2 separate regions of the Homo sapiens genome follow, and region 2 is linked to region 1. Evidence: read pairs that join two places in POLR2A ChIA-PET (ENCODE). Cell type or tissue: PC-9. All regions are shown on one strand.

What was found. Peaks named below come from ENCODE experiments on the same cell type or tissue, not always from the same donor. Only the 100,000 strongest peaks of a DNase experiment are listed, where the experiment ranks them.
Region 2: POLR2A ChIA-PET joins it to region 1 with 8 read pairs; 1 of 35 experiments calls an interaction of 5 or more read pairs at or near these places.

The regions. Positions count from the first base shown.
Region 1 is chr12:52,873,322-52,875,821 of GRCh38, reverse strand. No RefSeq gene overlaps it. Among named protein-coding and RNA genes, the nearest start is that of MIR9898, 24 kb to the left of the region's middle. RefSeq lists a silencer at 1,369-1,598. In PC-9, no CTCF peak of the experiment used is centred here; DNase peaks (open chromatin) are centred at 1,351 and 1,751; H3K4me3 peaks cover 1,349 bases; H3K27ac peaks cover 2,071 bases.
Region 2 is chr12:52,307,170-52,309,669 of GRCh38, reverse strand. KRT86 (keratin 86) reads right to left here. Exons shown (of 11, transcript NM_001320198.2): 10 at 1,406-1,437; 11 at 507-1,266. The coding sequence ends at 1,085. Among named protein-coding and RNA genes, the nearest start is that of KRT83, 13 kb to the left of the region's middle. In PC-9, no CTCF peak of the experiment used is centred here; a DNase peak (open chromatin) is centred at 1,009; H3K4me3 peaks cover 1,456 bases.

The sequences.
Region 1 (2,500 bases):
GTGTGTGTGTGTGTGTGTGTGTGAGTAATGACCTGCACACCATTGTGAATCTGTGTGTAATGACTCCACTGATTCCTTCATGTCTGTTGGTAACAGCTCTATATATCAGGTGTGCACCACATGAAACATGCACGTGTGTGTGTCTGGGCATCTTTGCAATGACCCCCACAGCTGGATCTGTGCACTGTGTCCAGCAGCCATTGTGCATGTGTATGTGAGTGTGTGTGTGTGTCCTACAAAGTGTGCGTGGGTCGAGCTGCAGGGTCCTCTTCCCCAGCCCCGGGATCTGGCATATCCTGTTGCCTACTCCAAACCCCACATGTACTGACTCTTGGCTTCTTTCTCCTTCCCACCCCAGTCCCTCTCACAGTCCTGGGGGATCCTCTCTTGGTATGGGAAAGCCTGGATGAAGTTGAAGGCTGGTCTCCCTGTGGAGGTGGTGGAGTTTCCCCCAGGTTTGCTGTGGGGCCAGGTGGAGGCCACTCCTGGCTAAGGCGCTCAGGGAACAGCCACAGCCGTGGAAAGAGCATACACTTTAGAGCCAGAGAGTCCTGGGTTCAAATCCAGATTTGCTCATATACTGTGCCAGTGTGACCTTGAGCCACCACGTAGGCCTCAGTTTCTCCCCGGTAAAATGGGGATTATGTTTGTTTTTGGAGTTGCTGTGAGAAGCATCGATAAGGTGAACACGAAGCTCCTAGCATGGCACACATGGCCCACAGTAGTCTCTGGACAATTGTGGGTCCTTTTCCCTTTTTGAGGGATCACTTGGTTTAAGATCACTTTTGAGATCTTGCTTTAAAATCACTTTGAGATATTTCAGGCACTGCTGTAGGGATTGAGCCTGGCCTGCAGGGTAGCATCTGGCCCCAGACCTTCAGGGGCCCTGGCACTGTGGAGGGGGCAGAGCCAGAGCTGGAGAATTACTCAGAGCTAACCCCTGAGGGGCCTGTCCTGGCCGCTGTGAGACAGAGGCACAGAGCTGCTAAGCTCTTCCCCACTTCTGGGGAAGTGGGGTGTAGGGGGGCACAGAGATGATCTGGAGTGGTGGAGGTCAGTGATGCTCCAAAGAGACCAACAGGCAGATTCCAAAAGACCACAGTCCATCGGCCACACTCATAAAGATCTTAAGACACAGAGACACCCCCAGAAAGACAGGCACACAACCTCCCGTTGTGGGGACAGAAGGCCCCACCGCCCATGGACAGACACACAGTCTCCCAGAAGAACAGATACCAGATTCTCCTCCCTAGAGCGGGACAAATTCTCCCACAGGGACAGAAACGCATTCTCCCCACAACACTCTCCTCTGCCCCGGGGGAGGACGCGAAGGGGGCGGAAGGCAGGCCAGGCTCCCCCTGCTGAGTCAGGCTCTCCCGGCTTAGCGGGCGGGTCTGGGGTGGGAAGAGGCCGGGCGCCCGTCCAGCTCCAGAGGTGGGGTGCTGGATGAGTCACCGCGGAGCGGGCGCGGCCGGCGCCGCCCTGGGGCCCCCGGCCGCCGTGGGAGCGCTCGGGCCCAGCCAATCGGCGGCCGCCACCCGGCTCTAGCGCTCTGCCCCGCCCCGCCGCGCCCCGCGGGCTTCCAGGTTCCCAGGGCCTCTAGCCGCCCCGAGAGACCCCTGACGCGGCACCCAGCCAGACTCCATGGTCTCTACTTCTGGAGAGAGGCTGTCGGTGACGGAGCACAGGGCTCTCAGGGGAACCGAGCGGAGACGTCTCAGCTCCTCTTCGAGGGGCCACTCCCCGCCACTCCCACCTGTGGATTAGGGGCACGGGTGGCTCTGCGGGGGGTGGGAGGCAGCCTCGCTCTTCTTCCTTCTTACCCCCCTCTGAGCTCTTCCCGGAATGTCTCTGCGGGGCACTCAGCTCCTCCTTGAAGGAGACAGGCTGCCTTGTTTGCCAGGCTCAGGGGCACAGGGGCATTTCCTGCTACGGTCTTGACGGCAGAAGTTCTCTGTCCACAGTCAGCAACACCACACGCTGTCATCTGCTTCAGAAATTGTTCTAGGGACAATACAGTCAGAAAATATGCTCAGAGGGCCACTGTCCCTAAGACCTTGGTGATGCCAGCTGCTGGCAGGTGCACCTGACTTGCACCTGGGCCACAAAACACACACACACACCCCACACACATGCACAGGTTTAGACGGTGCAGACACACACACAGACAGATGTTACACGATTCTCATATATAGCTCTTTATTTTCGGGCACACAGAGAGACACATTCAGCAGTAGAGGGAAGTCTCCTGGTTCTGCCTCTTACTGGTGATCTGACTTTGGGTCAATTATCGGATCTCTCCAACCTTATGGCCCTATCTGTAAAATGGGGATAGCTAGAATATCTTCCTTAAAGGATTGTCCGAGGATTAAAGGAAACAACACCTGGAGAGTACATTGAAATAATAAATGGTAGCTATGATGATCTCCCCCACAGATATATCCACACACAGAGGCATGGACACATGCAGATTTACACACACACAAAACCTCAGACATCA
Region 2 (2,500 bases), 570 kb after region 1:
CACATACCTTCCTTCCATTCTTACCCCGTCTTTTTCCCCATGCACTTTCCCCTCCAGGAAGGCCCTGGGGTGGGGGCGGCGGGTGATCACCTTGGTTGAGAACCCCTAGAAAACATATGGCCACATCTAGAGACATTTTTAGTTGTCACAAGAGGGTGGTGGAGGACCCTTGGCATCTAGTGGATTGAGGCCAGGGATGCTACTAAACATCCTACCAAATGCACGCGACAGCCCTAAAACAAAGAATGACCCAGCTCACACTGTCAATAGTGCTGAAGTTGATAAATCCTGGTCTAGAGAAACCCATGACCCCATAAGATTCCCTGGCTCCGTGAGTCTTCTCTCGTTTTCCCCAAGGCCTGGGCTGCTCAAGTACAGATGGGCAGCACCTACTGTGGTCATTTTTAGCTACTGAAAAATAGTGGATAAACAGGTCCTGAGGCGCTCTGGCAGGAGCCCCTATCACAGGAAGGCCCTGGCATTTTCAAGACTCTGAGACACTAGGCTTGATTCGCTACAATGAGTTTATTGGAAACACAGAGTGAAACAAAGACAAAGGAGAAGGCAGCAGAGTCATTAGTTTTTCAGAAGCTCTTGAGGGCAGCCCCGGAAGGGAGATGTTCTCCCCACACGCGTGGGCCTGTCCCTCGCAGAGTCATAGAACCACTATCCAGGGTCCGCGTCTCCATTCCACAGGCAAAAGCACATGGGCAGAGTCCCAGGTCGTGCAGACAGGGACATTCCCGGGCCTCCCCCGTTCCTCCAAGCTTTGGGGAAGAGCTCAGGCAAGACCAATGTATACAGCAAAAAAAACAGAAGGCAGGCGGAAGAAAAAGATGAATCCTCGGGACAACAAATTGACTACCAGGAAAGGCTACAGAGAGAGACCATGGCGCCTCCCGGCCCTCCCCGGACTCCTGCGACCGGGGATGGCTCCCGGAGCGGAGCGGTGGGGAGGGCGCTTAGAGTGCAGGCAGCGGGCGGCGGCTATTGGGAGGCCGGCGCGGGCGGCGCGTTCTGGTGGCGCGAGGTACTGGCTGGGTGGAGAGTGACGGCGACAGGCGCTGGCGGAGGCGGCAGCCTCCTAGCACCTCTTACAGCTGCCGCCGCAGACGCCAACCCGGGCGGAGGGGGCGCAGGCGTTAGTAGTGCCCACCACCACGTTGCTGTTGCTGGGGACGCTACTGACTCTGGTGGAGACAACAGGGGCAGTAGTGGAGGCGCAGAGATCGCCACAGACAACGCCACCGCGGGAGCTGCTGACGCCTGCAGGGGAAAGAGACGGAGGCGCGCGTCAGGCGCAGCCGCGACCTGGGTGAGTGGCTTTGCTGCGAGCCCACGCGCCCTTTGCCCAGAGGCTCCCAGACCCGCCCAGCGGGAGGAGGGGACGGACCCCACTACTTACAGACATTCACCGAGCCGACGCCCTCGCACAGCCTGCAGGGAGAGAAGGCGAGAGGTCAGTGCCGCGGAAAAGGCGCCGGGCCCCCGTGACTGAAGTGGAGGGGGACATCTGTGGCCCTCCATCTGGGCACTTGCCCAAGGGAAGGGGCAAGAAATGCTCTCGGCCAGGAGCCAGTGTAGACTCGGGTCACCGTGAGGGTCTGGAGACAGAAGGCCTGTGAGTGCCTCGCTCTCCACTGCTTCTGAGCTGTGCAACCCCAGCTTGGGCCAACCTCAGCCTAGGCTTCCTCATCAGGAAAACCTACTTCGTAGATCTCTTGCGAGGACTGAATCAAATAAGAAGCGTCCAGTGCTTAGTGCCTGGCTCATAGCCCTTAAGAGCTATTAGCTGCCACTACCTCGAAGTTGGTTCTGACTGAATTGCAGGTGCATTTGAGGGGAGCAGATTTAACTTCTGAAATCCAGTCTGATTGGTGTCATTAGATTATAGGCATCAGGAGGGTAGACATTTTTGTCTATTCCTTCCTGCACCACCTAAAAACAATGCCTGGCTCAATACAAAACTGTTAGATAAACAAATGGGATTTTAGAACAGGCTCAGAGACTGCCCACCACAGTCCTCTCATCCGGCAGATGGAAAGGCTGAGGCCCAGAAGGAGGACATATCCAATGACAAGGCAGGGCTGTCACCCCAGACACTCATTTCTACCCACCCCACATTTCCCTCCCAATAGCTTCCCCTAAGGGAAGAAAATGGAGTTCCCCTGAAAGCACACTGGCCAAGGATTGGTTAAATCAGCTTCAGATAAGAGAAGCCATGGCCACCATCAAATCATTCCATGCCCAGGTTCCCTAGGTAACACATACCAAAGCTCCTGAGTTCACTCCAAGAGCCCCGTGTGATGGAGGAGTGGGCCACTCAGATTCCAATGCCATCTCCATGTGTTTCTCCAACTTCCAAATTCAGACTTGGAAAACTCCTCCTCCCAGAATTCTTCACTTATGAAATTCCCCAGGCCCAGCCAGACAGACCCCTGCCTCTGAGCTTTCCAATGGAACAACTCGAGTTTGGTGGAAATCTCGTCATATGGTCACT